Regions from separate parts of the Mus musculus genome. Here regions 2 and 3 are each linked to region 1. A link is a loop called in an ENCODE intact Hi-C map of the cell type or tissue named here. Cell type or tissue: heart. All regions are shown on one strand. Links, peaks and the distances in the headings refer to the core of each region. The heading gives the core; the rest is flanking DNA. Region 1 holds the start of Gapdh (glyceraldehyde-3-phosphate dehydrogenase). Region 2 overlaps Tapbpl (TAP binding protein-like). Region 3 has its middle 5.8 kb from the start of Vamp1.

Region 1 (10,738 bases), core at 1,385-9,384:
TAGGAGTCTTAGCACAGTGATCAGGAGCTGCTGCCCTTCTGTGGTTCATCCCTTAGGCCACAAATAACTAAGTGTAAACATGATGTGGTAGGACAGAGAAGAGCACCCTGGGCTGGGACTGTGCTCTCATGGTAGAATGCCTGCCTACCTTCATGCGTGAAGCCCTAGGTTTGATACCAGTACCTATAAAATGGAGTGTGGTGGTGCCACCTTTAGTCCTGGTAGTGGGAAAACAGGCAGGAGGATCTCTGTGAGTTCGAGGACAGCCTGGGGAACAGAACTACTTCCAGGATGGCCAGGGCTGCACAGAGAAGCCCTGCTTCAAACCTCTACTCTCCCCCTGCCCTCCCAAAAAAATTGGGAACATGTTTGAAGCTGTTCCTAAGTTGTATGACTTCTGTTCTCTCCTGGGAGAATGAGTTGAGGAGAAAGCCAAAGGATGCTCACTTGGTAGCGTTGGTAGCAGAGTAGCTCCTGGGTCTCCCTGGAGCATCTGTAGGACCTTTATCTCCATGACCCTTGATCTCAGGGTTATTGGCATAGAGATAGACCAGCCCCCATTATTGAATGGTGATGCAGAGTGGTGGGTGGAGTTTTCTTCCATGGCCCCGCCCCTTCATCGCTCCTATCTACCTCTACCCCTGCCTCTCCCACACTGAGTCTGAAATTTGGGGGTGATTTGTTGAAGGCATCTTCTAGAATGTGCATCTTCCCCTTCAGTGTGTAAATCAGGGTGACATATGACACTTAGAGACATGGCTGGTAGTACTGCCTTATGCTTTGAGAGACTATAATGGAGGTGGGGTAGGGGAGGGAGTGAGGGGTATGCTTGTATTTATGGGTGACAGCTGCTCTCGACCTGTAATAGTGTGTGTGTGTGTGTGTGTGTGTTGGTATGAATGGGTGACAGCTGCTCTCTGACCTGTAATAGTGTGTGTGTGTGTGTGTGTGTGTGTGTGTTGGTATGTATGGGTGACAGCTGCTCTCTGACCTGTAATAGTGTGTGTGTGTGTTGGTATGTATGGGTGACAGCTGCTCTCTGACCTGTAATAGTGTGTGTGTGTGTGCGTGTTGATGTACATGGGTGGCAGCTGATCTCTGACCTGGAATGCTGTGTGCATTTGTCTGTGGGGGGTGGCAGCTGAGCTCTGATCCTCAGTGTCATGTTTTTCTCACAAATGGTGCAGTCTGCTGTGGGAACAAGCATGCCTTTCAAGCCATCTCCTCTGTGGCTTACCACCCAGCTGTTCAGCAGATGACCCAAAATGCCAGTGTCCTGGCTGTCTCCTTTGTCTGCTCCTGGGGCCCACTCCCACCCGGTCCAGTTCACATTTGTTTCGGGTGACTTCCCACAGCTGATCCACATGCTTCAAGGCCACTCGGCCTCCTTGTCTTTGCCCTCAGGCAGCCAAGCAAATCTCCCCACCGCAGTCTGATTCTCCCTATCTGGCCCCTGGCCTTTGTATCACAAACAAAGAGAGGCCGCAGTTTGTCTCTGGCCTAGATACTTTTCCGCCTCAGCCTACTTTTTTTGCTGCCTTCAAACCTGGCTGCAGAGTCAGCTCTGGAAGGGAGACTTTTCTTGATACAGAGACTCCCCCCCCCCATTTCTTTTGTTGGGGATTTACCCTGTAATCACTCAGGAGGAAGGTCTCTCTCTTATGTGGGCGAGCAGGATATAAGGGAGAAGATGATGTGGAATGAAATGCTATAAACAGAAGCAGCCAGGTTCCCTCCATTGCAGCGAGGCTTTGGAATATTTCACAGTGAATTAGCTTCAGTTGAGGGGAGGCTCAGTGGCAAAGATGGACAGATGAGTGGCCCTGTCTGTCCTTAAAGCAGTGGTGCTCAGCCTTCCAGACGCTGTGACCCTTAACACAGTGCTTCACGCTGTGGTGGCCCCAGGCATAAACTATTTCATTGCTGCTTCATAACTAATTTTGCTACTGTTACGAATTATAACATAAATACAGACATGCAGAGTGTCTGATAGTCAACCCCCAAGGGGATTGAGACTCACAGGTTAAGAACTGCTGCCTTGCCGGGAGTGGTGGTGCACACCTTTAATCCCAACACTCGGGAGGCAGAGGCAGGCGCATTTCTGAGTTCCAGGCCAGCCTGGTCTATAGAGTGAGTTCCAGGACAGCCAGGGCTACATGGAGAGACCCTGTTTCGAAAAACAAACAAACAAAATACTAAATTTTTTTTTTTTTTTTTAAGATTTATTTATTTATTATATGTAAGTACACTGTAGCTGTCTTCAGACACACCAGAAGAGGGCGTCAGATCTCGTTACGGATGGTTGTGAGCCACCATGTGGTTGCTGGGATTTGAACTCTGGACCTTTGGAAGAGCAGTCGGGTGCTCTTACCCACTGAGCCATCTCACCAGCCCCCAAAATACTAAATTTTATTATTATTGTTATTAGTGTGTGTGTGTCTCTCTCTCTCCACATGCCACGGTGCATGTGTGGAGGTTAGAGAACAAATTCACATTGCCAGATGCGCAGGAGCCTTATCCACTGAGCCGCCTGGTGTGGCCTCCTTACCCCTTTTTGAGACCGGGTTTTATATTTAGGTTTGCCTTCGGGACCCTGCTGCCTGAGCCGAGTAAGCGCTGGAGGGATGCGTGCTCCCCGCACCGCACCGCACCGCACCATCCTTACTGTGTTGTGTGCTCTTGCTGTTCTTACAGAGAACTCAGACATCAGCTGATTGATTCTTGGGTGGCAGTAGGAGTGGATTGGCAGGACAGGGCCGAGCGGGGAGCACTGTCCTGAGCCCTTGCCTAGCCACAGTGAGGGCCTGAAGTCAGATCGCCAGTTGCCCCACCCCTCCTCCATATCCTGGGGGAAACAGGCAGTTGTAGCTTACTTGTCTCCTGAGCTGCTTGGCCCCCAGGGCCTTGCCTGGGTTTGCTAACCGTGGTCCTCCCTGACCCCACCTTACTGCAGCTGGAGCTGGCCACAGCCAAGAACGACATGAACCGACACCTGCATGAGTACATGGAGATGTGCAGCATGAAGCGGGGCCTGGACGTGCAGATGGAGACCTGCCGCCGGCTCATCACACAGTCCGGGGACCGGTAAGGGCCTGCCCCGAGCGGGCTGGGTCTCTCTCCCAGGGAGGAAGGCTGGAATAGGCCCCGATGGTCTGTGGGCAGGGACCAGGTCACATCTTTATGTCCAGCTGTCCTTGGGAGTCGCCTGTAGGTGTGGCCCAGAATGAAGCTTCCTCTCCCTGCCTTGGCCATCAGATGAAACTGACCAGTGTCCCAACTCTGAGTGTCTTAGAACCTAAACCAGGCAAGGACCAAAGATACGGGGACAGGATCTTATCCAAATCACGGGTTTATGTGTTTGACCTTGTGTAAGAGTAAATCTGGGGTTTCGGAGTATAGCTTAGTGGTAGAGGACTTGCCTAGCCTGTGTGGGGCCCTGTGTACACACACACACACACACAGAGACAGACAGGCAGACAGTCAGACACACAGACACACACACAGATACAAACACACACACACAGATACACACACAGACAGACACAGACACACAGATACACACAGACATACACACAGACAGATACAGGCACACAGATAAACACACACAGACAGATACACACACAGACACACACATACACACACAGACACACAGACAGATACACATACACAGACACACACACATTAAAAATTTTTTTTAAAATTTACTGCAAACCAGGCAGAGTGGTACATGTCTGCAGTTTCAGTCTTGGAAGGCAGAGGCAGAAGGATTGTCATGAGTTTTAGGCTGTCCTGGACGACAGCAGCAAAAATTTGTCCCAAACAAACCAAATAGCAACAACAAACAAAATCCAAGAAACTACAGTAAGTCAGGTGTGCTAGCGCATATCTGTCATTCAAATGCATAGAAGCAACAGGCAGGTACTCCAAGTACCAGGCCAGCCTCACCTCTGTATAGAGTTCCAGGCCAGACAGGAATGCGTACAGGCCCTGTCTCAAAGACAACAAAAAACCCAACCCAATCTCCCAAATTACATCAAGCTGAGTATAGTGTGCATGCTTACAAGAGATCTGTGGCTCCACCCCAGCCACTTTGGAGGCAAGAGGATTGCTTGCACCCAGGAGTTTTGGGGTCCAGCAGCCCCCACCCCCATACCAGATTACTGCTGGACAAGAAGCTAAGGCCCCAGCGTGGCTCAGGGGGCATCTCCGTGCTGTGACTTCGCACTTTTCTGATCTCTGAGCCTCTCAGAGCCCCCCAAGATAAGAGAGGCACTGCTCCCCATCAAGTTGAAAAGGGAAGTGTCTTCTTCCCTCCCCAGCCCTTGCCTGGCACCCCCTGTACCTCAGAAGGCCATGAGAAAGCAAGCTTAGAAGTCTGCAGCCTTCCTGCTTGGTCCAAGGTGACAGCTGGTGTTTTTTTCTAGAAAGTCTCCTGCTTTCACTGCGGTCCCGCTTAGCGACCCGCCGCCACCGCCGAGTGAGACTGAGGACTCCGATCGAGACGTCTCATCTGATAGCTCCATGAGATAGAAACCAGTGTCTGGCACCCCAGAGCTCACTGGGGCAGGGGTGTGGGTCTGCAGGGGTGTGGGTCTTCTGTGCCACTGCATGAAGCCTGGCCCTGGGCTGTCCCTCCCCAGGTTCTGGGGTGTCTGGAGCTAGGCTCAGCCCCACCCTCCCTGTACAACGCCCATGACATTGGGACACTCCTTCCTGCCTTCCTCACATGTGGGTATCTGCTACTTCTCCATCTTCGGAATGCTGCCAGGACACTTGTGAGCCTCCCTTTTCCACTTTGTAAGGAATGTGATCACGGGACCTGCCTGTATTCCTTGGGTATCTTGGATTTTGTACTGGTGCTAACTTGCCTAGGCACTCGTGTGAAGCAGATTCATCATGTACCTTGGGATAGGGCTTTGCTCCCTAGTAAGGCTTTGGAGGGTGTGGGGTGCTCTGTCCACATGCTCCCAGCTGTTCACTTGCCTCTTGCAGTGAACATGGCCGTGCAGGCTCGCCTTTGGGAAGTCCTGTGCTGGGCCCAGGTCGCGGCTGAGGAGGTGAAGCTGCTGCCCGCACATGGGTGTGGCCTGCAGGTTACTGGTGCTCGGGGCCTGTTTCTCCAGTGAGCAGCTGAGGGTATGCCGCCATGGCTGTCACTGACAAAACCAAAAGGTTAAGATGTCCCTGACCTAGGGAGTCAGTCACGACCTCCCAGGAGACGCTATGTTGAACTATTGGAATGGAACCTTTAAAAGCAATGACGGTGTGGAATACTTCCCAAGCACTGAGTCACTGTGTGACGCACGAACCAAAGCATCGACCAGTGCTACAGCCCCTCTTCATGGATACCACTAGGTTTTACTGTACTGGGCGCCCTTCCAATTTTATCTAATTTTACGTCTGTCTGCAGGAGGGCTGGGTACAATTAACCTTTGTTTGCAGATAAAAGGACACCGATCTTTCTCAAGAGCAGTGAGCTCTGGAAGTCAGTGCTGTCCAACAAGTGAGTCTCAGACTGCATTTCCTGTCCCATTGTCAAGCCCCACCCTCCGCATTGCCAGACATATCAGCTGTTCAGGACAGGCGCCCTGGGCTGGGACTTGGATAGAATGTAGCCCTGGACTTCCGGCACCCAGCTGGATGTCAGAGCCAATAAAGATACATGCACAAAAGTTGATTGAGCCTGCTTCACCTCCCCATACACACCCTCCCTCCCCCAACACCGCATTAAAACCAAGGAGAGGTGGGTGCAGCGAACTTTATTGATGGTATTCAAGAGAGTAGGGAGGGCTCCCTAGGCCCCTCCTGTTATTATGGGGGTCTGGGATGGAAATTGTGAGGGAGATGCTCAGTGTTGGGGGCCGAGTTGGGATAGGGCCTCTCTTGCTCAGTGTCCTTGCTGGGGTGGGTGGTCCAGGGTTTCTTACTCCTTGGAGGCCATGTAGGCCATGAGGTCCACCACCCTGTTGCTGTAGCCGTATTCATTGTCATACCTAGAACAAATTGGGACAACTGTTAGTTTGGGTTTCTTTTCTGAGCTAGCCACCAGAGGGCACCAAACCCCCAGTTGCTCTTAAAAGTCAGGTTTCCCATCCCCACATACCAGGAAATGAGCTTGACAAAGTTGTCATTGAGAGCAATGCCAGCCCCGGCATCGAAGGTGGAAGAGTGGGAGTTGCTGTTGAAGTCGCAGGAGACAACCTGGTCCTCAGTGTAGCCCAAGATGCCCTTCAGTGGGCCCTCAGATGCCTGCTTCACCACCTTCTTGATGTCATCATACTTGGCCTGATAAGAACAAACCCCAAAATGACTATCCTTGTCCCAAGTCACTGTCACACCAGAGACAAGCCCAGCTCTCCCCATACATACAGGTTTCTCCAGGCGGCACGTCAGATCCACGACGGACACATTGGGGGTAGGAACACGGAAGGCCATGCCAGTGAGCTTCCCGTTCAGCTCTGGGATGACCTTGCCCACAGCCTTGGCAGCACCAGTGGATGCAGGGATGATGTTCTGGGCAGCCCCACGGCCATCACGCCACAGCTTTCCAGAGGGGCCATCCACAGTCTTCTGGGTGGCAGTGATGGCATGGACTGTGGTCTAGAAAACACGGGGGCAATGAGTGAGGTCCTGCACGGCACCCCTCTACCCAAAAGGGACACCTACAAAGAAGGGTCCACTCATGGCAGGGTAAGATAAGAAATGCATGAGCTGTCTCCCCACTGCCTACATACCATGAGCCCTTCCACAATGCCAAAGTTGTCATGGATGACCTTGGCCAGGGGGGCTAAGCAGTTGGTGGTGCAGGATGCATTGCTGACAATCTTGAGTGAGTTGTCATATTTCTCGTGGTTCACACCCATCACAAACATGGGGGCATCGGCAGAAGGGGCGGAGATGATGACCCTTTTGGCTCCACCCTTCAAGTGGGCCTGTTTAAGGGAAAGAAGTTGATTTCAGACTCAGTTCTTGGTTTTCAGGTTGCACCATATCAAGGGTGCCCGTCACCTTCAGCTTTCCGGCCACTTACCCCGGCCTTCTCCATGGTGGTGAAGACACCAGTAGACTCCACGACATACTCAGCACCGGCCTCACCCCATTTGATGTTAGTGGGGTCTCGCTCCTGGAAGATGGTGATGGGCTTCCCGTTGATGACAAGCTTCCCATTCTCGGCCTTGACTGTGCCGTTGAATTTGCCGTGAGTGGAGTCATACTGGAACATGTAGACCATGTAGTTGAGGTCAATGAAGGGGTCGTTGATGGCAACAATCTCCACTTTGCCACTGCAAATGGCAGCCCTGGTGACCAGGCGCCCAATACGGCCAAATCTGAAAGACAAGAAACAGGGGAGCTGAGATCAGAACTCCTCATGGGTCTGTAGTGAGCCCCAGGCTATCTCATGTTCTTCAGAGTGGAATACTGTTGCACCATAGGTGTGGAGAACCTGCAGCCATCAGCTATGCACGTACCACAACAAAGGTACAAGCCTTTATGCAGACACAGTACATTAGAAATGTATGCATCAGGAAGTTCATGTTTTGTTCAGAATTCCCTTTAATAAAGCTAGTTGAATGCTTGGATGTACAACCCAAATATAGACTGTTCCCACCCTAGAAAGTCCAAAGAGATCTAATTTTATATTCTTTGAGCAGCCGAGGCCTGGCAGGGCTTTTATAGCACGGTTATAAAGTGGAGGTTTCTTTCCTGTCCAAGAGGTGATTGCTTGCCCAGCAAACCTCCTCCAAGTCATTCTAAGTCTCTTAAGAAGTGGCAGTTTGCCCCAGTCTGGGTACAAGCTTGGCACATCACCCCCATCACTCATGCCCTGGGAAGTTTGTTCCAGCATGGCTGGACTTCAGGCTACACCCCCTGGACAGGGCAGACCTGTGAACTCATTCATCAGCAAGCTCAAAGGGCAAGGCTAAAGGTCAGCGTGAGCAGCACAGGGCGGGCCCACCTGTGTCCTCCAAGTCCCTCGAACTAAGGGGAAAGACTGAGAAAACATGTGGGGGGTTTCCAACCCTAATCCCAGGGCTCGTTCGCGAAACACCTGTTCTTCTCGGGCAAAAATGAGAGCCGGAGCAACAGATGTGTGTAGGGGGAGCAGGGTGGAGAGCCCGCTCAGACCCCAGATCCAGAAAGGTCACACGGCTAAATTTAACCTCAGATCAGGGCGGAGTGGAGAGATCTGGTTTCTGGAGGATGGAACGGGGAGAAGGGCAGGATTCTGAGGCGCAGGGACACCCAATCCTCTTAATGACCTTTACATCCTGGCCTATAGGGCCTGGGTCAGTGCGAGGCTGTGATGGGAAGTGCAGGGGATGGAAGGGGCTGCTACTACAGGAGCCATTTTGTGGTGGAAAATTTCTTTTCAGAACCACCATGACTCAGCTCCCCATCCCACGGCTCTGCACTACGCCATAACTACCTCTGGGGTTGGGAGGTCAAGCGGACCTCTGTAAGTCCGCTTTGATTTTCAGAGAATAATCTAGAATACGCATTATGCCCGAGGACAATAAGGCTCAAGGGCTTTTAAGGCTAATAAGGTGAGACAGATTGTGAGGTAGAACTCTCTCGAGAGCACGGAAGCCTTGCATCACCTGGCCTACAGGATAAAGGACACTCCACCCAGCCGAGAGGAATGAGGTTAGTCACAAGCTAGGAAGAAGGAAGGCCTAAGCAAGATTTCATAACGGCGGTTCATTCATTTCCTTCCCGTTTGCAACATGGCGGCGGCCAGTTACCCTAAAGGAAGCCCAAGCCTGGGAGATGATGCGCAAAGGTATGCACCTCACAACGCCATGCCACCGACCCCGAGGAAGGGGGAGATGGGGGAGGGGCTTCCCTCCTGGCACGTGACTCCTCAGGGCGCGAAAGTAAAGAAAGAAGCCCCGGACTGGGGATTACGGGATGGGTCTGAACGGGCGCGTGGGGTTGTTCCTAATACTTAAGACTCCGGGCCGCTCATCCCCGCAAAGGCGGAGTTACCAGAGGTGCAGCAGCTGGGGGCCGCAAGTGCGAGCCATCGCCAGGTCCGAGCGCTGACCTTGAGGTCTCCTTGGGCGCTTCGGCCACCTCATCCACCTCCCCACAGTACTGCAGAGCCCCCGGGTCAGCAAGACCTGCGTAGGCAACGGAGCAGGGCCCCGCCCTGGAACTCACCCGTTCACACCGACCTTCACCATTTTGTCTACGGGACGAGGCTGCAGGAGAAGAAAATGAGATTAGCGTGGCCCGAAGGACACCAGGCAGTCCCCTCCCCCACCCCGCCTCCATTCCCGCCGTGCGCCCCATCACGTCCTCCATCATCCCCCCCCTGCAATGCGGAGCCTGGGTCCGGCTTGCACACTTCGCACCAGCATCCCTAGACCCGTACAGTGCCCACTCCCCTTCCCAGTTTCCGACTGTCCCCGGCCTCCTGCGGCCCACTCCGCGATTTTCACCTGGCACTGCACAAGAAGATGCGGCCGTCTCTGGAACAGGGAGGAGCAGAGAGCACCAGGGAGGGCTGCAGTCCGTATTTATAGGAACCCGGATGGTGGGGGGGAGCTGATGACGCGCGCCCCGCCTCCCGCCCTGCTTATCCAGTCCTAGCTCAAGGGCGCAGAGGCCTGAGCTACGTGCACCCGTAAAGCCGCGAGTAGCTGGGCCTCTCTCATTTCCCCTCCTCCCTCTCTTTGGACCCGCCTCATTTTTGAAATGTGCACGCACCAAGCGTGTGGGCTCCGAACTGATAGGGGGAGGGGAGCTGAGATTGCCCCGCTCAGGAGGTGACCGGGTGATGGTTCCCAGGATAGGACTCAGGGAATACAGACTATGAACTTAAGGACGAGGAGTCCTTGGAGTGTGCACCAAGGACATCCAGGACCCAGAGACCTGAATGCTGCTTCCCGAGTAAAATGGGAGAACAGGGGAAATGGAGAAGTGTGGGTCTCCCTGCCACTGCATCATCGAACCTCTCCCCATTATTGAAAAGGCTGCGGAAAAGTTGAGGATCTTCTCCTCGTTGTTCTTCGGTAGTGACACAGCAACCCCCCCCCCCGAAAAAAAAAAGAGTGGAAGAAAATGCCAGGGTGGGGGCACTTTTCCTCCCGCGGGAGCCCTCAGGAGCCCCATTTCCCTATCTGCCCCCCCCCCCCTCCTGGCTTCTGTCTTTGGCCAGAGGCCTGGCTTGTGTACCGCGCTGTGAGGGCAAGGGGGTGGCCAGGAAGACGCTTGAAAAGGAGATTGCTACGCCATAGGTCAGGATGCCCTGCAGCCTGGAAACCTGATAATTGAGACTTACAAACACTCTCCTGAGTTTACCTGATGAACCTAAGCTGGGACCCCGGGGTAAGGGCAGCATCCCTCTTAAGGGTTGAATTGGAGGAGGCTCAGAGGCCTCCTATAGTATCCCTCCTCGGAACCTGAGAGCTGCCCCGCCCAGGCTAGGAGACACTGCCCCTTTCACCCACTGTAGCCCCAGGGTGGAGAGTTGGGACGTGAGGGCGGAAGTCCCTCCCCATCCAGGGACGTGCTGACTGGCCCTGGAGCCAGGGACTCTCCTTTTTTGGCTGCCCTCGTGGACACAGGGTGAGATCAGTGAGGGGAGAACACAGGAGAGGAAATATTATACCCCTGAGCCAGGACAGGGAAGCCCCTAGCCTCTTGCCACAAGTGGAAGGGAGAAAAGGCATTCTTTGGTTTTATTTTGTCTTTTCGAGACCGGGATTCTTCACTCCGAAGGGTAGGGAGGCTG
Region 2 (10,738 bases), core at 1,367-9,366, 65 kb after region 1:
AGAGAAGTCCACTGATCCCGCAGCTCAGTTTTGGATAGGAGGGTCCAGGCTGTGTTGGTGTGCCGTTGCGCTGCTGTGCGGCATGGGCCTCGCATCCGCAGCTGCCTGCCACTCTTCCGTTAGTTCTCCCTGCAGCCGCTGTGCCCATCCATTCTGCATTGCCTCCTGTCTTTCACTCCCTTTGCATGCTGTGTTTGTTGGAGCCGAGGATAGGAGCTGCACAGTCTGTCTCGGGGGCTTCTTCTAGTGTCATGATAGGATCCCGCATGGGACAAAGCCAGGTGCCCGGCGGGTGGAGGGCAGGGTGGGAAGAGGAGGGCAATGTTCTCAGACCTCTATTCCTTCTGTGCTCTGGTCCACAAACTGGAGGAGGCAGGGCCGTGCTAGGCCGGGGGTCCACTTCCCACGCAGCAGCCTTTCGTTCTGCAGAGCCATCGATCCTTCCTTTCCCTTGGCCCATTTTCCACCTTCCCTTCGTGCTGCCTCAGGGCAGGGCTGAAGAGCTGGAAGAAAGCAGTCAGTGTAGCCTCCCAATGTCCCCCGAAGGTCTCCACTCTGCTCTGGGCTTCCCTTTGCCTAGTGCAGGGAGCCATCTCTGGAGAAGAAGCAACACTGTCCTTGGTGTGTCCCAAGCCTGGAGCGTATGTTCCCTGTTGGCCCACCCAGCCCCAGCACGGGAATTATTTCCTGGGTTTCTGTCCATCTAAGGCTTAGGTGTAGTTGGCATTCGTTCTTCTGGGGGTGTTAGTCCTTCTACTTTCTATCTCACCTCACCCTGAACCCCCTTCTGTGTCTCTGCAGTCTTCTCTCCCTCCCACCACCCATGTGCATGAGCAAATATGCAGCTAACCCTGGGACTTTGCAGTCAGTTGAAGCCAAGCTTCCCACATCTCCTCTTTGTTTGCCATGGGATGATGTGGGGCTTCCATCGTGTCTGTCATTACCTCTGTCTCTTTCCTAACCCAGTCTCACAGTTTATGTATAGTAGTAAGAGTTGTACTTCCACCAAAGGCATGTGACATATTTACCAATCTCATGTATTCTCAACAAAGGCGAAAAATACAAATTCCTACCACAACATTGACTTGATTGTTGTTTGGGCTGTGCTGGGGAGGGGGAGAGGAAGGTGGTGTCCTATGTTGGCTCTAGGCCAGAAGGGCTGATGTGTGTATTCTTTGTTCTTCCTGGAGATTAAAGTCTCTGTGTTGGCAGCGGAAGTGGTCTGTGTCTTAGCCTTCATACCTGAAACAGCCAGGCTTGCAGGTGCTGGTGAGAGGAAGTGCTGACAGGAAGCTGAGTGGGCACCAAATGCTAGCAGACAGCTGCAGGCTTTCTCAGCCCCTCCCAGGCCTCTCCACCTGCTTGTCACCTCTTGGGGGAGGCTTCCAGCCCGTACCTCCTTGGTCCTCATGCATGATTTGTTCCCCTCTTCAGCTTCATTTCTATTTTCTTTAGTTTTTCAAGACAGGGTTTCCAGTGTGCCCCATTGTGCTTGCCTTGTAAGTAGATTCTCCATACTAATTCTTCTGAAATAGCAAGTTCACTTCAAGATCTAGTTCTGTTTATTGTATGCGTGTGAGTGTTTGCATGTATGTATTTACAACATGTGTGTGCCTGGCATCCAGATCCTCCCCAGAGCAACCAGTGCCCCAGCCACGGGGCCATCTCTGCAGCCCTTCCCCCACCTCCTTTTAAGACATTGGTCTGTTCCTAATGTCTGCAAAAACTAGCTTCTAAACCCAGAAAACCTTCCCCCCACCCACGAGACAAGGTTTCTCTTTGTTGCCCTGGCTGCCTTGGAATGTACTCTGTAGACCAGGCTGTCATCAAACTCAGAGAGATCCCCCTGCCTCTGCTGCCTGAGTGCTGGGATTAAAGCATGCACCATCATTCACAACTTAATTTTTAAAATCTTAATTTAGGGCTGGAGAGTTGGTTCAGCAGTGAAGAGCACTTGTTACTTCTGCAGAGGACCTGGGTCCAATTTATAGCAGCTATATGGAGGATCACAACCTCCCACCCCGACCCCAGCCCTCTGTGTGTCCCCGGGGATCTGACACTCTCTCCTGGTACCAGGCACACAGGTGGTGTACATACACACTTGCACACAAAACACTCAACACACATAAAATGGTAAGATAAATAGATCTACTAAAGAGAACTCTCAGAGGACCTAGGTCTCGTTTGCAGCACCCACATGGCCACTAACACCTGTAGGTAGCTACAGTTCCAGGGGATCCAGGGCCCCGTCTGACCTCTGCAGGCATCTGGGTGCGTGTGGTACACATACACACAGGCACACTCATGCACAGATATTTTTAAAGATGCATTTGTTTTTATTTTATGCATATACCTGTTTTTCTAGCATGTATGTGTGAGTACTACATGCATGTCTGGTGCTTTAGGAAGACAGAAGAGGGCGTTAGACTCCTGGAATTAGTTACAGATGGTTGTGAGCTACCATGTGGTTCTGGGAACCAAATCCAGGTTGTGTAGAAAATCTACCAGCGCTCCTATCCACGGGTTGCTATCTCTCTAGCCCCCCACTTTACTTTTGATAACAGACATCATAATTCATGGTCTTTATAGGCTCGGATGCACTGTATCCATAAGGTATTTCATAGCAGTGAGCACAAGGAAGCTCTCGTGCAGCTGAGGGAGTGTTGTATAACTCTCCCAAAACTCCTGGCAGCTGTCTGAAGGGTCAGAACCCTAATATCTGATGATGTAACGGTGCAGATGTAGCCCAGGGCCTCTGCTTCGTACCTTGAAACAACGAGTTGGGAGTTGGAGCAGCTAGGAATGTTTTGGAACCAACAGGGAGAGAGAGAAGAAAGTGCGCTGTAGTCACAGCATGTTTTTATTTTGACAGTGTTGGCATTCATGAGTGGTCACAGCCTCTCCCGCTTCCCTCACTTTGATCCTTTTTCTAAGAGAATTTTTTTACATCTGACTTTTTTTTCATTTACTCATTTTACATTCCAATATCAGTTCCCTCTCTCCTTCTAGTACCTCTGCATGAAGACCCACCCCCATTCCTCCTTCCCTTTCTCCTTTGAGAAGGAAAGCCCTTTTTAGGTAACCCTCCCCTGTGTGTCCCCCCACCCCCGATTTCTTTTTTTTTCTTTTTTATTAGATTTATTTATTTATTATATGTAAGTACACTGTAGCTGTCTTCAGACACTCCAGAAGAGGGAGTCAGATCTCGTTACAGATGGTTGTGAGCCACCATGTGGTTGCTGGGATTTGAACTCCAGATCTTCGGAAGAGCAGTCGGGTGCTCTTACCCACTGAGCCATCTCACCAGCCCCCACCCCCGATTTCTTAATACCTCACATAGATGGTGTTAGCTTCCACTTTGATAATTCTGCCATCCTCTTGTCCTGTCCCTTTTCATCAGCCCAGGGCTCTCTTCTCAATAGCACAGAAAGCAGAGACTTGTACAGTCCAGGGCCAGTACTGCACTCCCAATGTGCTGGCACCTTCAGGCCCAGCTCAGCCCCACACCTCACACGGGGTCCTTTAAGTAGCCAGGATGTGGAGTACTTTACTTTGTATTCGGAGGCAGGCAGGCGGCTACCCAGAATGCCTCATAGGCCTGGTGGACCTTGATGAAGAAGCTGAGAGAAAAACGGAACAAGATTGTTTTCAATAGGGATAATTCCAAAAGCAGATGTTGGGGGTATGGTAGAAACATCTGGAACTCAGCACACTGGACTTCATCCCTGGTTTGGGTGGGCAGATACCTGAGAGTAGGTTGATCTACAAACTCACCTTGCTGTCTGTGAAGTCCCAGAAACAACAACAGCGCAGAAAGGAAGATGATGCTGGCAAAGATGACTCCCAAGGTTCCTCTCTGCTCTGTGGGTGAGAATGAACACAAGACCACATGCTGAGCCCTCACCCTCCAGTACCCCTCCCCTTAGGAGGGGAGCTCTGGCCTGGGTGCTGTGAATCCTCACGGAAGGACGGGAGCCTGCCCACGCAGCAGCACTGCACTTGTTCAAGACTCTCAAGTTTGTGTGTTGCTGTTCTGCCTCTTACTCCATCGGGGCTTTGTTATTCTGAGACAGGGCCTCATGATGTCCAAGCTGGCTTTGAACTTAGGAGTCCTGCCACAGCCTTCTAGTGCTGTGTTTATAGGCACACCCCACTAGACCCTATTCTATCTCAGGACATTTGAAAATGTTTTACAGAAGAGAATGAGGCTATCTCAGTGACTACCAGCAAATAGCTGGGGAATGATGTGAGCCAAAACAAAAGGCAAGCTTTGGGGAAGCTCATAGTCTAGCGAGCAACCAAATAGGTCTGGAGCTCTTGGATATTTCATTGTGAGGTGCACATCCTTTCCTGCCTGAAACTGCAGCATTCTGTGGCCTTTGGGATGAAGTGTGTGTAGATATAGGGTGTAAACACGTAAGGGCTTGCAGCTTGCCTTTTGGTTATAGTGTCTCCTTTATTGTATATTGGTAGAGAACCTGGGGCAAACTGCTCAGTGTCTGCAAATGCCAGCTTACTCATCTGTAAGATGAATTCTGGACATGGCGATGGTGTCTGTAGTCCCAGCTATTTGGGAGGCTGAGTAGGAGGGCTGCTTGGCAGAGGAGTTTGAGGCCAGCCTGCTCAGGAAGACCGGTTTCCAAAAATAAATGGGAGGTGTAATATGTGAGATCACCCTCAGAAGCTCTTGAGTATATTGGGGGTGGAGAGTTGGCTAAGAAGTCAAGAGTTCTTGTTGCTCTTGCAAAGGACCTGGGTTCCAGTCTTAGCAGCCACATAGTGGCTGACAAGCATCTGTACCTCCAGTGCTAGGGGATCTGATGCCCTCTTCAGGTCTCCATGGGCATTGCTTGCCCATGGTGCACTACAGCAGGCAAACCACGCAAACACATAAAATATTAAAGTTAGTGTAGAAGCTGACTTTCCAATGCTTGGTCATATGGGTGTGCAGATGTAATCGTCTTAAGTATCATTGCCTCGTGCCCTTTTTTGCACACACCCTCAGGCCCCTAGGTTTTCTGTAGACTCTTGTGTCGTTTGGTTTTCATATGGACTGTGCTTCCAGTCTTAAGGGCTTCCTGCTGAACTTGGGCTGGGCTCAAAGGTCTGTTTTGGGTCTTTTTCCCTGTCTGCCTCAATTTGTCTCTCTAGCTCCTATGGGAAGGAGCAGCACTCCTTTACCTCTGATACCCAGCCCAAGCTTACTCATCTCATTATTTGGAGGCTGGGGATTCATAGTGGTAGAGGATGCCACTCTGGGAAAGATAAAGATAAGATAAAGAGTGTGCAGAAGGTGGAACTGAGGAAACGCATGAGAATAGCACACAGCCAAAGATGACCTGTAAGCAGGGGAGTCCCAGCCTGAATACAGACAGGGGAGGAGAGAGGACACCCCCAGTACCTGGATTTGGCAAAACCCTCATGCTGGTTGTAAGGGGCTCCTCCAGGGAGACGTGGGCGACTTGGCAGGTGTAAGTGGCACCTGTGGGGCCTGGGTCAGCCATCACCGTGGAAGAAATGCTGTAGGTTCCCATCGTGCTCTGCCTGAGGCTGGAGAAGGAGGCACCAGAGACTTGGGCTGGAATTCCACCCAGCTCCTCTCGAATCCACGTCACTCCCACATCCAGAGGATAGTAGCCGGCAATGCTGCAGACGAGGGAAGGCAGAGGATCCTTGTTTGCCAAGTGCAGTTGTATTTTGGGGGGAGCTGGAGAAAGAACAAGGAGTAAGATTTTAGAGGTATCCGACCAGAGCCCTCAGAGGAGCCTGCAGCCTCTTTAAGCGTGAAGGTATGTTATAGAGACGGAAACTCCTCAGTGTTTCAAGATGTTGGGGTGAGGGCTCTTCCTGGACACAGATCTTAAAAGGCTGGGAATTCAACCTAGGGCCTTATAAGTACTAGCAAGTGCTATACCACTGAGCCACATACCCTACCGTTTGGTTTTCTCTTTTATCACCTCTGCAAGCCAGTGATTGCTCATTGAGTTGAGAACTGCTTTCTGCCTGTCCTTAATTGGCTGTTGCCGCCATTAGGAAGTGCTAGGAACATAAGATGAAGGCCCTTGTGGCCGCAGGTCTCCAGAGCAACTAGGAATGAAGCACGCAGGACTGTCTTTACAGTGGGAAAGATGTTTTTAAAAAACCTGTTCTAAAATCAATCAAAGAAACAAAAACCCCCAAAAACCTGTTCTTCCATCCACAAAGCTGAAAATTGGAAGTGATTAATAGCCTGGATCTGTGTTATCTGTTGGTCCAGGCCATACCAAGCTCCTCCAACCAGGACCAGAGGTGGCTGGTGATCTAAATGACCCTTATATTATCTGTATAACCAGGGGGCTCCCCCAAGCTCCCAAAACCAGGACCAGAGGTGGCTGATAGCCCAAATGACCTCTACACTATCTGTATGACTGAGAACATCTCAGAGCCTTCCCTAAAGCCCTAAAGCTAATACAGGCTTCCTATCTTTAGAACCCATTTTCTTGAAAGAAATGACATGGACTCTAAGTCCAGTTTTGATGTAATTACAAGGGACTGTATTATACCAGCATAACTTTTCCCCCAGTTATACTGCGTTTAAGTTTGTTGGGGATAAATCGCCTTGTATCAGACTTCCCAAGTCGGATCCAGGTTGAAGAAGTTAATCTGAACCAAGGTTTCTTTCTCCCTGTGATTGACTTCCTTGCCTGGACACCTGCAGGGTCCCTCTCAAGGAAATGGTCCAGGGGACTGAAATTACAGACAGCTAGCCCAGGGTTTTTATTCTGATGTAGTTATTTCCTGGGGGTATTATCTTGGCATTCAGTGAGACGCCTTATCTGATCACCCACACCTCCAGAATGAAGATGGTGTTTGGGTTGTGGGAATGCATTCCTTCTCTGAGGAAATTTTCTCTGGGGTTGGATTCTAGTCTGGGAAACATTCCCATAGGCATCTCCCTCTCCCTTATCCCAGAAAACCCAAGGCCTGTCCTTACCCAGGATGTTAAGTGGCATGATCTGTTGAGCTTGATACAGAGAGGTGGAGATCTGGCAGATGTAGTTCCCCTCATCCTTTAGAGTGAGGTTGGGTAAGGTGAGAGAGGCGTTTCCAGCCCTGAGTAGCTCCTCAGGCTCCAGTGTAGCGCCCTTGCGCTTGGCCTGCCCCTGCCCTGTCTTCCAGCTGTACACCAGCTGGCCGCTGCCTTTATGCTGCAGCCGCCACTCCACGCCAGTGAGGTCCAGGCCTGGTGCCATGGAGAAACTGCAGTGCAGGGAGACAGAGGACCCCAGCAGGTGGTTCAGGGTTTGGGTCTCTGATGTCACCTGGAACTCCACTGTAGAGAGAAAGAAAGGGTGACTTACAGACTGTTTCTTCCTTAAGGTCACCTGGCCTCTGAGCCATGGACAGACAGCTCCGGCTCCCTTCCCTGGACAGTGGTACTGAGTTCATTTCCTGTCCAGTGGAGCCATAAATTAATGGTGCAGCAAGGCACACATGAGAGCCTAAACCCACAATCTTCGTGGTTCAGTCCCTCCAAGTGCAAGGACTGCAGATGTGGACAGTACGTCCAGCTTCAATAGTCACGTCTTTCCATGAATGAAATACTGTTAAGTCCTGTGTGCACTGGACCCTTGTTACTGTGAGTAGAGCACTCCCCAGCCTTGATAGGCTTTTGGGATCCTTGGTTATTGTGAAGCAGAGTGGCCTTGACTTTCAGCTATCAGCCCTAACTGCACATGGGAGCATTTGGGGGTGAAGTGTTGTGGTCCCTACAGCCTAGTCAGTCCAGGGGAGGATATCTATGTTAGTCGGGTAGAGAGGAACTATGACAGCTGACGAAATAGGTCAGAAATAAGTCACGGCTGGGTGGGGGTATGTTGTTTCATTTATTTGTAGATCTGAATAAGTTCAAAAAGGGAGAAGCACTAAACTACCCATGGCCAAGGATAGGAGATGCTGAACATCTTTTCTGATGTGGCAAGGCACATTCAGAAAGGACTGTAGAGCCGGAGGGTGTGGTAGTATATGCCTGTACCATCAGCTACTAAGGAGGCATGACAGAATCACAAGTTTCCAGGCCTGCCAGGGCATCTGGGTGAGACCCCTGTTTCACAATAAAACTGAAAAAGGAATTGAAGCTGTAGTTTAGTAGTAGAGCTCGTGTTTAGCACAAGGCTCTAGGTTCTATCCTCAGTATGGGACAACATAATACTAAAGGCTAATGTTTTAGGGGTTTGCAGGGATAGGAGAGGGGCCCCCTCATCGTCATCTTCTGTGGACTTGATTTTCTCCTTTTTGGAGGCAAAATAATGAACTGGACTCTCCAGGTGCCTGTCAATATGTTTCCTCTTGGTTTTGAACCTGGTAGGAGGTACTAAGTGGGAGAGAATGAGGAATGGGCTCACTAGTAAGAGCTACTGAGCACTTCTTTCTCCCTGTGCTCTGCTGTAATTGCCATGAAGCACCAGACCAGACTCCCTCTCCCTGGGAGGAAACATGAGTTTGGCTAAATAAGAGTGTAGTGACATGTGTAGCTACAGTGTCCTCATGTGTTGCTTCCCCACTTTGGAGAAAATACCTGATGATTATTATGTTTTGATGCTTGCTCGAATAAGGATCTCCTAGCATCCCCTCTTCTTGACTCAGGATATTTTAGAAAGAAAAGATGAAGCTCTATGGGTACCTCAGGAGGACCTGTGGGATATTTGTTTTCTTCCTTCTATCCCATCTCTAACCACAAAAGAAAACAAAATACCAACCAACAAACCAACCAAACAAACAAAAAACAAATTAAAAAAACAACAACCCCCCCCCCAAAAAAAAAAAAAAACCAAAACCAAAAAACCAAAAAACTATCTTGGGGCTATTGAGATGGCATAGTGCATAAAGTGCTTGCTGCCAAGCATAGTGAACTAGTTCAATCCCTGGAAACCACATGGTAGGTTCTATAAGCTGTCCTCTGATCTCTACCTATGTGCTGTGGCATGTGCACACGTATGTGCGCATGGACGCGCACACACACACACACACACAATAATACAAAATGTTCCTGTGCCACTGCATTTTGTTTTCTCACCTTGAGTCTTCACTGTGCCCTGGGCACTCAGAGGTAGGTTCAGTGTAGGGTGCCGGACAGCTCCAACTTCAGCATCTCTTAGAGTCTTCATCACCATGGAGACACTGGGGCCACCTCTAGAAACCTGCATGTTGCTGATGAACCAATGTGCTTTCTCAAAAGTGGCCTCTTGTCTGGCCTGGAGGAAATACTTGGAGATCTCGCAGGTCACTGCCTTCCCGCTGCAGTCAGCATGGAGCAACGCCTCTGCCTGGGGAATCTGTACCAAGTCCACTGGGGAGAAGGGCAGCATACAGAAGTAATGTTGGATGGACAACGCCAGACCGGGGGGGGGGGGGGGCAGGCGTGGGTAGATAGAACTGGGAACGGGGCTGTTCCTGTGGAGGAAGCCTAGGATGGGGAGATTTTACCTGAGGCCTCAAAGATAACAGGTGAATCCTGTTTGGTCTCAGTGCTCCCCTGGAAATCTGTGATGCCTTCCAGGGAGCCATCATCCAGCACTGGTACCTGCTTCAGCACAAGCAAGGCCCTCTCCCTGTCCCCACTGCTGGCAAAAGCCCCGCGGTGCCTGTCTTCTGTCACCAAGAAGCAGTCTAAGATGATGTCCGTGGGCTGCCGCTGTCTTTCTGCTGTGGTGGGCGCTGTGGGAGGGTCTGCAGGGAAAGTGGAACAAGCACCCTCGTCCTCCACACTCTTCCCACCCCTTCACCAAGCCCCGGGCTGAGCAGCAGGTAAAGGTGCCTTCTGAGCCCCGCTGTCCTGGTGTCATCTATAAACCCAGCTTCTGCTGAGGCACCTGCTACTCAGGCAGCGGCTCTGTGAGTTATTTCAAGTCCTAGATCTGTCCTGATCAAAGCCAGAGGGGTTTATGCTTTGTATTTCTGAGTCTCAGCTGTGGGATGCAAGGGAATTTCTGGAAAGGAATTCTCAGGTTAAAAAAAAAAAAAAAAAAAAGGAATAAGAAATACTGCCACAGGGGAGAGGAGCCAAGACACTGCTGTTCCTAGGGACATTGACAACCTTTTTCTCATCACCCAACTTTCCCAGAGGCCTCTGCTTTCTGCCATAGCCACGCCCACCAGGAGTCACCAACCCAATGATTTCTTAGCCTGGGGAGCCCCTTCCTCTTCTAAGGATTCAACTCAGGGCAGTGAGCTGTCCCACAGAATGCTAACACCCTGCCTTCCCATCGAGGAAGCCCCCCTTTTCTGTGAGTTCTCTGCCGTACCCCTCTCCAAACTGGTTCCGCATGTTGTGAGTGCCGCACTCATTTGCTGGGCTTAGCAGACAAGCTGGTGCTGTTCTGAGAAGGTGGCTTCCTGGGGCTCCTTTAGCTTGGCGCTTCCTCCCCCCCAGTCCCCCAGGCCCCAGCCTGGTCTCCGCACTCACCAGTCCCTGCTGCCCCAGAGACAGCCAAACAGAGCAGCAGATACCAGCTGGGCTCCAAGCCCATGGAGGCTACTCTCAGGCTCTTCCTTGCTGGCTGCCTTCTCCACAGTTCCCCTGCTAGTGATCTCTGGCTGAAGAGGGGGTTCTGTGAGCACCCTCACTTAGCACCTGTGGTCTCCGTTCTCTTATCGTTTCTCTTTCACTTTCACTTCAACTGCCTCTGTGGCCGCCCGCCCGAGGCCAGTAATGGCTGCAGCCAGCTCTGCTTTCTGTTCTCCCTAAGGTCCACCCCGC
Region 3 (10,738 bases), core at 1,460-9,459, 48 kb after region 1:
AATTTTAAAAACTCTTCATTTATTTTTGTGTATGTGTGTGTGTTTGGGAAAGTCAGCCACACATATTCATGTGACTGCAGAAGCCAGAAGAGGCTGTGGGATTCCCCTGATGCTGGAGTTACACATCCACACATCAGCTGCCTGATGTGTGGGTGCTGAGAACTAAACTCAGGTTCTCTAGAATAGTAAGTGCTTTAAACTGCTGAGCCATCTCTCTAGCTTCAGCACATACAACTCAAAACTGTGGACTGAGGCTATAGCTTAGTGGTAGAGTTCTTGCTTAGTATGTGTGAGGCCCTAGGTTTAATCCCCAATACTGGGTGGGAAGTTTAACATATGGAGTTTTTTTTTTTTTTTTTTTTTTTTTTTTTGGTTTTTTCGAGACAGGGTTTCTCTGTGTAGCCCTGGCTGTCCTGGAACTCACTCTGTAGACCAGGCCGGCCTCGAACTCAGAAATCCGCCTGCCTCTGCCTACCGAGTGCTGGGATTAAAGGTGTGCGCCACCACGCCCGGTTCAACATATGGAGTTTTTAAGGAGCAATTTCCGCATGTTCACAATCCTGCCCCTCAGGAGGTAGAGGCAAGCTTGAAGTTGGTCTACAGTGTGAGAACCAGTAACTTACATACCAAGACTCTGCCTCAAAACTTAACAACCACAAATTGGGTACGGTAGTAGTGATGGTCGAACAAGGTATATACTGAAAACCTCTTGAAGGGACCATGATGTCGCTCAGTAGTACAGCTGAGCCAGCATGCTTGAGGCCCTAGGTTCAAATTTAAGACAAGGGGGTAAAAATAACCACTTTAGAACTGGTCATGGTCACACCCTGCTTTAATCCCAACACTCGGGAGGCAGAGGCAATCAAATATCTGTGAGTTTGAGGACAGCCTGGTCTACAGAGAGTCCCAGAATAGCCAGAGCTATATAGTCAGACTTTGTCTCAAAACAAAACAACAACAAAAACAAACAAACAACAATAACAACAAAAACAAAACCCAAACAAACCCAAAACTAAAACCAATCAGTCAACCAACCAACCAACCAACCAAAACTAACCAGTTTGGATTTTTACTGGAGATGGTGATACGTGTCTACAATCCCAGCACTTTTGGGATGTGCCGGCAGGAGGGGCAGAAGCTCAACGCTAGCCTGGGCTCCGTGAGACCTAAAAGAATACACACCAATAAAATTAAATGAAAACGAAGGAGTGAATTACATGGTGTGTGAACTACAGCTCAGAAAAGGGGAGGAGCCAGGCCTGGTGGTCACACCTGCAATCCCAGGCAAGCCCAGGGAAGAAGATTGACCCAAATGTAAGGCCAGCTTGGGCTCCAGAGAGAAGCCCTTGAAAAACAAAAATGAAGAGGAGGAGGAGGAAGAGGGGAGGGGGGGACTCGTAGGGGGAAGGGACTGAATACTTGATTTATATTTTCCAAATAAAAGTCATACAAGAGCCCAGCTAGTAGAAAAGACTAGAAAATGTTATGAGACAGAGCAATCCTCCCCTCCCCTCTACCCACCCATGTTCTTTCTAGAAACAAACACTTCCATATTTCCTTTTCTGGTTTTTCAAGACAAGGTTTCTCTGTGTAATCCTGGCTGGCCTGGAACTTGCTCTTTAGACCTGAGTTCTGTCTGCCTCTGCCTTCTGAATGCTGGGATTAAAAGTGTGCGCCACCAGCAGCTGATTTTAGACTTTTGTTTTGTTTTGTTTTGTTTTGTTTTTCGAGACAGGGTTTCTCTGTGTAGCCCTGGCTGTCTTGGAACTTACTTTGTAGACCATGCTGGCCTCGAACTCAGAAATCCGCCTGCCTCTTGCCTCCAGAGTGCTGAGATTAAAGGTGTGTGCCACCACGCCTGGCGGTTTTTTGTTTTTGTTTTGTTTGTTTGTTTTTAAGACAGAGTTTCTCTGTGTAGCCCTGGCTGTCTTGGAACTCACTCTGTTGACCAGGCTGGCCTCGATCTCAGAGATCTGCCTGCCTCTGCCTCCCTAATGCTGGGATTAAAGGCCTGTGTGCAATGTGCTCTACCTGCTGAGACTCTCCCCCTACCCCCTCCTCCCCTACTCGCTCTCACTCTCCTTTTCTTTGTTCTTTTCTTTTTCTGAAGCATGATCTTATTGTGCCAAAACTTTCCTGAACCCCAAAAGACCACCAAGGGAGCTGAATTCAATGCATTAGGGTGTCTTTATTCAAACTTGAGCTTGGCTTAACTCACTGCCTCTGACCCACAGGACGGTTTTGGTGGAGTGAAAGCACTCATCCGGACAAAGTTTTATTGAAAATGGCAAGCGAGGAGTGAGTGTTTCTGGCCTGGCAAGCATCTAATTGATGGCTACTGTGGCCTTTAGCATAAATTGGCTGGTGCTGGGAGCCAAACCATAAACTTAACTTCTGTTTTCCTCCTGATTGGTGGTTGTTAGGCAGGGGCGGGCTTGTAACCTGGGGTGGGGTGTGTGTGCCAGATTTGTTGGGGGCTAGAGACTGGTGCTAGACACTGTGTTTGTTGGGGAGGGTAACCTGGAGACCCAGATCTTGTTGGGGGGGGGTGGGGGGGTAGCCTGGAAACTGGACTTAGGCTCAGTTTTTGTTGGGAGGTAACCTGGAAACTGGAGCTAGGTACCAGTCTGTTAGTGTACTTGAGTTCAAACATGTCAGGTTTTCTGAGATGGAGTCTGAACCCAAAACTTTAGTCTCTCAGTCTATCTATATGTAGCCCTGACTAGCCTGGAAACTCTAGGTAGACTAGATTGATCTCAAGCTCAGTGAGATCTGTCTGTGTCTGCCACCTGAGTGGCAGTATGTGCCAACACATCTGGCCCTTCCACCTTAGTTTTTGAGACAAGTCTGTTACTGGAGCTGGAGTATGTTCTGTTGGCTAGACTGGCTGGCCACTGAGGGCCCAGGATGTACCGGTCTCTGTGGCCCAGCACTTGGGTCACAGATGTATGCTCTGCTGCACCTGGCTTTTCAGTGGGCGATGGATCTTGTTCAAGTCCTTAGGTTTGCACAGTTAGCACTTTTTCCGGTGAGCCACCTCCCCAGCCCCAGGTACGGTTTTGGAAGAGAGCTGGCAGCTATTCACAGGAAGAACTCATCTTGCCAGGACACTGGGTCACGCCTCCCTCTCTCTCTCTCTCCTTTTCTCTTTCACTCCACATCTCTTCCTTCCTACTTTTACTAATATCATTACTTTGGCTTAAATTGGTAAGCAGTGTTTAAATTATTAGGAATTCATAAATATTATTTTGCTTGTAATCTCAGCCCTTGGGAGGCAGAGGCAGGTGGATTTCTGAATTCCAGTCCAGCTTGGTCTACAGAGTGAGTTCCAGGTCAGCCAGAGCTACACAGAGAAACCCTGTCTCGAAAACCAAATAAATAAATAAATAAATAAATAAATAAATATTATTTTGAGCTGAGTTATGTTTAACGGGAACAATTATGTTATTAAACTTTTTTTTTTAAATCACAAATGGATCTTTTGTTTTGTTTTGTTTTGTTTTGTTTTGTTTTGTTTTGTTTTCGAGACAGGGTTTCTCTGTACAGCCCTGGCTGTCCTGGAACTCACTTTGTAGATCAGGCTGGCCTCGAACTCAGAAATCCACCTGCCCCTGCCTCCTGAGTGCTGGGATTAAAGGTGTGCACCACCACACCTGCCTCAAATGGATCTTTTTAAAAGAGATTTATTTATTTTTATTCTATGTGCATTGGTATTTTGCCCCCGTGTATGTTTGAAGGTGCCAGATCCCCTAGAATTGGAGGGGCAGACAGTTGTGAGTTGTAGTGTGGGTGCTGAGATTTGAACTCAGGACCTCTGGAAGAGCAGCCAGAGCTCTTAACTGCTGAGCCATCTCTCCAGCCCCCACAAATGGATCTTTATTTAAGACTCTGATCTACCTAATTAATACTCTCTTTACCTTGGGGAGGAGAGGCCATCCAGGCTTCAGCCTTTTGCTTACATGTTATCTTGCTCTCTCTGAGCTTCCCTAAGTTCTGGTTTCTGAATTCTTTTGGTCATTATATCCTCAAAAGATGTGCCAGTGACGGCCCGATGGACTTGGCGGTGGCTTCTTTCCTTCTGAATTTCTTCCAACTGTTCTTTTTTTTTTTTTTTTTTTTTTTTTTTATCCTGTAGAGGACAGTCCAATTTATCTGCCAAGGATTCCTTTTAGAAAAGACATGTGCACTTGCATTTTGCGTTCAGAAACTGGGAAACCTCCTGGTCAGTCCTGGTGTAGTTCTGTCCTTGTTTGGGGTAGATCTTGTATCTGCTGAAACCCTCATGGTGAGAGCTGCCTGCTGGTGGGAGGAAAGACCCAGGGAGGGCGAGAGAGTCATGGGAGAATGCCTTCCTTATAGGGCAGTAGGAGAGATCAAAACTCTTTTACAGGGACGTAATTTATGCATCATACAATTCACTGACTTTGGAAACTTTTTGTCTGTTTAGAGTTGTGTGCCTATCACCATAATTGACTTTAGATATTTTCCTTTTCCCCATTAATTTATTTACTCACTTTACATCTGGACCACAGCCCCCAAGTTTTGATATTTCCATCATCTCTCCCTCAGCCATTATTTCCAGTTATCCCAGTTAACCCTCCCAGAACTGAACACCTACTGCTGTCTGCTTTTTTATGTATTGTGAATGTTTCATGGAAGTTTATCATAAATACATGACTACTTGGGACTAGAAGTTCTTAGGAGCTGTTAAGTGATACCTCCTGTCTTAAATTATTTTTCTATTGCTTTGAGGGCACATAGTCACCGATGCAATTTACACAAGAAAGAGTTTATTGGGAGGTGGGGGGCTTGCCTACAGTTTAGGGTCCATGATCATCAAGGTGGGAAACATGGAACACAGGGAGACAGGCATGACGCTGGAGCAGTAGCTGATAATTTGCATCTGATCCACAAACATGAGGCAGTAAGAAAGCTAACTGGACCTGGCCCAGGCTTTTGAAACTTCAAAGTCCACCCCAGTGACACACCTTCTCCAACAAGGCCTCACACCTCCTAATCCTTCCCAAACAGTTCCACCAACTAGGGACAAGCATTCAAATACACAATCCTACAGCAGCCCTCTCATTCAAACCACTACACTTCCCATATGACAGACACACATTAACTGAAGGTCCAAACCTTTTCCTGACTCCCCAGGAATCAGAGACAATCTGACTGTAGATCATATCATACTGTAGGCTACTCATCAACTACAGACATGGGGCCTCCTCAGGTCTCTGAAACCTGTAAGAGGAGATTCTGTCGTGCTATCTTTCTCTGGCATTGATAGCACTCCTAAGAAATCTCTCCCTCAAAACACAATCTACTTAGTTTCTCTTGAACCCCAAATTCTGAGCGCTTGCATCACGTACAAGTTTGTGAGTGTGTGTGTTTGTATCTTCTTTTTTCTTGGGTACACTATTTGAGCAATTTTGAAACTTTTCAAGACAACAAATGCACTATTTTGTATTCCTACTAGCGATGTATGAAGATGTCATTTGTCAAGATTCTTGACAATACTTTGAGAGTTTTTCAGCATTTGTAGGGGGTGAACTGGTATCTCAATGTAGTTTTTATTTGCATTTCTCTGATGGTTATGACACAGGGCATCTTTTCTAGTGTCTATTGGCATTTTGTGTCTAAACACGTCCTTTGCCTATTTTCAAACTAATTTCTCTCTCTCCTCTCTCCTCTGCTGGGAGTAAAGGTATGCACCATGTGGCTCAAATTAGTTTCTTTTTGAACTGCACAGGTTTGTTATCTATCACAGACAGAAGTTTTTTTCTTTCTTCTTTTTTATTTTTATTTTATTTTCAGACTTATTTATTTATTATATGTAAGTACACTGTAGCTATCTTCAGACACTCCAGAAGAGGGAGTCAGATCTCATTACGGATGGTTGTGAGCCACCATGTGGTTGCTGGGATTTGAACTCTGGACCTTTGGAAGAGCAGTCGGGTGCTCTTACCCACTGAGCCATCTCACCAGCCCTCTTCTTTTTTAGATAGAAGTTCTTTATTAGATATATTATTTGAAATGTTTTTCCTATTCAGTAACTTTCTTTTCTTTTTAAGATTCCATTATCTTAAGACAGAAGTTTTAAGTTTTGGGGCTAGAGAGATGACTCAGCCCCTAGGAGCCTGGTTGCTCTTCTAGGGGACCTGGGTTCAATTCCTAGTACTCACATGACAGCTCAACCATATGTAACTCCAGGCTCAGGCTCCCTCTTCTGGCCTTTACAGGCACTGTATTCATGCGTAGATAGACACAAGTTCCAGCAAAACATACACATAAAATAACAGTAAAGAAAATCAACATGGAAAAAAAGAAAAAAAGAAAAAAAGAAAAAGAAAAACAACATGGGCTAGATAGATGGCTCAGTGGTTAAGAGCACTGACTACTGTTCCAGAGGTCCTGAGTTCAATTCCCAGCAACCATACGGTGGCTTACAACTGTCTGTAATGGGATCTGATGCCTTCTTCTGGTGCATCTGAAGACAGTTACAGTATACTCATATGCATAAAATAAATAAATAACACGCACACACATATATGAGAAAAGCAATACATCATTGAAACTTAAAACTAAACAAAACAAAACAAAAAAACCATACTATTTATCCCTAAGTTATACCCAATTAGATCTGTGAAACACTTGCCTTAGTTTCTCTGGTGGTTTACATGAGAATGGTCCCGATAGGTTTTAAGTCTTGGTCATCAGTTGGTGGAACTCTGTAAGAACTGTTTGAAGCTGTGGCCCTGCTGGAGGAGGTGTGTCACTGGGGGTGAGCTTTGGAGTTTCTAAATCCCCACCATTCTTACTGAGCTCTCTCACTCTCTGCCTCAGGTAAGCTCTCTCACTCTCTCTGCCTCAGGTTTGTGGGACCAGATATAAACTCTAGCCAGCCTGTAGCTATGTTCCCTGCCATGATGGGCCATGATGGTCCGTGGCTACCCAAGCTAAACGCTTTCTTTTACAACTTGCCTCGGTCATGGTGTTTCCTCATAGTAATAGAAAACTAACCAAGACAGTTTCCAAATGCCTAAGCATGTCAGATATTGCATTAATGCCTTGCCTGAAGACTGTATACTGAGGGCTTACCTCCTCCTCCTCCTCTTCCTTCTTCTTCTTCTCCTCTTCCTCTTCCTCCTCCTCCTCCTTCTCCTTTCTTCTTCTCCTTCTTTTGTTTTTGTTTTTTGTTTTTTTGTTTTGTTTGTTTTGTTTTTGAGACAGGGTTTCTCTGTCTAGCCCTGGCTGTCCTGGAACTCACTTTATAGACCAGGCTTGAACTCAGAAATAGACTTTATAGACTTGAACTCAGAAATCCACCTGCCTCTGCCTCCCAAGCACTGGGATTAAAGGCGTGTGCCACCACCCCCGGCTTCCTTCTTCTAATCTAGTCAGGGCAGGTTGTATCTTGATCCTTAGTACGGTTTCCATTTCAAGCATTTTGTTACGACCCTCCGTTCCATGCCTTAGAACTGTCGCCTGTCTCTCTCCTATTTTCCAGAGCCCATCACACAGTGGACTGTTTCGACAGGGGAGATGGTAACATTTCTGACTCCCTACATTATCTGAATGACATCTTTAGTTCCACCTTTTTTTGAGACTGGGTCTTGTTAGGAGTTGATCTTCTAGCCTCAAGTGATCCTCTTCTCCATTCTCTTCTGTGTGGTGAAATTACAGGTAGATGACATCAGAGCCCTGGTTCCCCCTCACCTTTATTAATATTTGAGATGATATAAAATTCTAGGTTAATAATCATTTTGCCCAGGTTAAAAATATTTATTTATTTTTGTGTGTGTGTGTGTGTGTGTGTGTGTGTGTGTGTGTGTGTGTGTGTGAGGGCTCCAGATCCACTGGAACTGGAGTTAAAAATGGTTGTGAGGCACCATTTGCCAGCTGGGAAGCAAACCTGGGTCTCCTGGAAGAGCAGACGGTTCTCATCCTGTCGAGCCTCTCTAGCCCCTGAAAGCTCTTTAGGCGCTGCTGCACTATTCGCCTGCACTGATGGTGCTGTTCTCCCTCCTGTCCCATGTTTATTCTCTTGTTGAAAGATTTCAAAACCTCCTGTTTTGCTCTCCTGTTCTGAGATTACAGAAAGATGTGTCTAATTTAATGCTATTCTTTTTCTGTCATTGTGGTAGCTAGAACCCACAAGTTGGTCTGGACAAGCTCATTTAGTTCAGGATAATTAATTCCCTGCCCACACATTTCCTTTTCCCATACATCCCAATTTCCCCCTTTTCATATTCTTTATTACTCAGACGTTGAACTACTTGGCATGGCTTTTTAATTTCCTTAATTCGTGTCTCTGTCTCTCTGTTTCTTGGCATTTCTTCCCTGATTTGTTTTCAGCATATGACCACAATTTATTTCTCTTGGAACTGTCTCTGTGGAAATTCCCCAAGGCCTCCACTGAAGAGGAGCTTACCAGGGAGGTCTGCATTGCTCTTGCTGGTGCTGGGTGCCACTGTCAATGCCAGACCACTTGGAGATTCTTGCCAGGATGATTTTAGGAAGAAAAGATGCTAAGGCTCTCAGAAGTGAATAAAACAAGGATTTCAGGCAAAGTATTAAAAACACAGTTCAAGGTTATGAATTCAAATATTTAAAAGGACAAAGAGAGCTTCAGCAGCCACCTAGTTTGTAAATAATTTCAATTGAAGAGCATGCGGGGGCCAGTACTTTAAAAACTCCCTTAGTTGCCAATATAGGGATTCCAACTTTATGTAGGGGCTTTCTGTTAGGGATTGAACTTTGAGTAAGACCATCATGCTGTTTCCTATGCTATGCTGCTACCCCACGAGGCCACCACGCTCAAGAGCAATGCTCAGCTGCCTCTCCAGATGTCAGCTTTCACTTGTTTGACCTTTAGTCCATGTTTTCTTTCTCATCAGCTCATGAACATACTTTTAAAATTCCTATTCAGTGTCATCCCAGCACTTGGCGGGGGCTGGGGGGGCTGAGGTGGGAATACGGCAGAAAACCAAACCAAGTCATACCTGCCATGAGGCAAAATGATCTAAAAGCGGGCAGCAGTAATGCCCACATTTAATCCCAGCACTCAGGAGGCAGAGGCAGGCGGATCTCTGAGTATGAAGTCAGCCTGCTTTACAAAGCGAGTTCCAGAACACCCAGGACTACACAGAGAAACCGTGTCTTGAAATCCAAAATCAAAACCAAAATCATCAATTGTAAAGTGCAACAGAATAAAAAACAGGGCAGGGGTCAGATCTAAAGTAACAAGTTTAGAGAAGAAAAATAGCCGTGAATGGCATTTGTGGTAATTAGGTAGGTACCCGGTAACAAGACTGGACACAGGCTTGAATCTAGAATTGTCCCCCCTTTTCCGTTCCGTCTTTCTTTTGCCATTTGGCAGAAATTTTGCTGTAGCTTAGTCAGGCTCTACCCACACTGTATTTGTCATACCTGCTCATGAACATCAAAATGTCACAACTTGCAGAATGAATGCCAGGCCCTTGAAAGGAAGTTCCAGAGGGAGAAAAGGAGTATGTCCTGTCCAGTAATGAAATGCTGCATGCATCTCCAAAGACGTAAACGCTTGCACACAGGACACCAACATGTGGACATCTGAGTGAAACACATGATTGCCTGAGAGTTAGTCTCTGGGGGATGGGGATGGAGCTCAGTTGGCAGAGTGAATGCCTAGCATGCAAAAGGAACAGAGTACGCTGACCAGCGCTGCAGAAAACTGGGCATGGTGGTAAACTTCTGCAGTCCTAGCATTCAGGAGGCAGAAGTAGGAGGACCAGAATTTCAAGGTCATTCTTGACTACATTTCATGTTTGAAGCCAGCCTGGACTACACAAGCCTCTGTTTCTGCTGGGAAAAGAGTCTCTGAACGTCAAGTTGTAACTGTCCTATTAATGTTACTATGTTCTCTTTCCTTTTGCATGGATGCCTAAGATATAAACATTTACACTGCATCCAAAACCTAAGCTTCCACTAAATGTAAAATAAGAATTCTAAGGCTAGGAAAACGCAACCACAGCTATAGATTCCTTTAAAGCTGTGAAGCATAAAATAATGTTGAATTTTACAACTGATGTCTAGGAAAGGGATTCTACTGGAAGAGAGAAGAAACGTCTTTAAGTATTGAGAAGGAAAAATTGATTCTACTTAGATTTTGGAGGAGGAGTAAAGAGGAAAGGGCTGGGGCTGGAGAGAGATGGCTCAGTGGTGGAGGGAGCATATTGCTTTTGCAGAGGGTTTGGTTCCCAGCACTCACATATACTCAAAACCATCTAGGGAATAACCCTCCTCTGGCCTCCAAGGGCACCCAAGCATGCATAGATGCAGGCAGAAACTTGTACCATAATATATATATACATATGTGTGTGTGTGTGTATATATATATATATATATATATATATATATATATATATACACACACACACATACATACGCATAATGTGTGTGTATATATATATACATATATGTGTGTATATATATATATATACACACATATATATGTGTGTGTGTATCTATATATCTGTATATATGTATATATCTATATCTATCTATCTATCTATCTATCTATCTATCTATCTATCTATCTATCTATAGAGAGAGGTCTCAAAAAACAAAACAAAGCATAAACATAAAATAGGGAAGTCTACTTTAGTTCAGGTTTCTGGGCTGGGTTAACTAAGTCGCTGTGTTAACAGGTTTAGGGATGAAGTTCGTGATAGGGAAGAGAAGAATGAAGAATGTG

Evidence for each region. A loop is a pair of places that touch in the nucleus more often than their neighbours do. Peaks named below come from ENCODE experiments on the same cell type or tissue, not always from the same donor. Only the 100,000 strongest peaks of a DNase experiment are listed, where the experiment ranks them.
Region 2: it touches region 1 in a loop (1.9-fold over the local background); 8 of 42 quality-filtered maps call a loop at or near these places.
Region 3: it touches region 1 in a loop (2.1-fold over the local background); 8 of 42 quality-filtered maps call a loop at or near these places.

The regions. Positions count from the first base shown.
Region 1 is chr6:125,156,109-125,166,846 of GRCm38, forward strand. Iffo1 (intermediate filament family orphan 1) reads left to right here. Exons shown (of 9, transcript NM_001302779.1): 8 at 2,954-3,084; 9 at 4,425-5,674. The coding sequence ends at 4,530. Gapdh (glyceraldehyde-3-phosphate dehydrogenase) reads right to left here and starts at 9,665. Exons shown (of 7, transcript NM_008084.3): 1 at 9,444-9,665; 2 at 9,163-9,203; 3 at 7,031-7,328; 4 at 6,735-6,932; 5 at 6,370-6,600; 6 at 6,104-6,285; 7 at 5,744-5,993. The coding sequence starts at 9,185. The coding sequence ends at 5,924. In heart, for the core only: a CTCF peak has its summit at 6,040 (motif pointing right); DNase peaks (open chromatin) are centred at 4,803, 5,563, 8,033, 8,933 and 2 weaker places; H3K4me3 peaks cover 4,186 bases; H3K27ac peaks cover 4,193 bases.
Region 2 is chr6:125,221,090-125,231,827 of GRCm38, forward strand. It overlaps Tapbpl (TAP binding protein-like), which reads right to left. Exons shown (of 7, transcript NM_145391.2): 1 at 10,445-10,738; 2 at 9,466-9,708; 3 at 9,056-9,328; 4 at 6,974-7,312; 5 at 5,402-5,707; 6 at 3,775-3,861; 7 at 3,116-3,620. The coding sequence starts at 10,508. The coding sequence ends at 3,577. It overlaps Vamp1 (vesicle-associated membrane protein 1), which reads left to right. Exons shown (of 5, transcript NM_009496.3): 5 at 1-1,217. E130112N10Rik (RIKEN cDNA E130112N10 gene) reads left to right here and starts at 10,180. Exons shown (of 2, transcript NR_015604.3): 1 at 10,180-10,265. In heart, for the core only: a CTCF peak has its summit at 4,829 (motif pointing left); no DNase peak of the experiment used is centred there.
Region 3 is chr6:125,204,418-125,215,155 of GRCm38, forward strand. No RefSeq gene overlaps it. Among named protein-coding and RNA genes, the nearest start is that of Vamp1, 5.8 kb to the right of the region's middle. In heart, for the core only: a CTCF peak has its summit at 6,221 (motif pointing left); no DNase peak of the experiment used is centred there; H3K27me3 peaks cover 1,381 bases.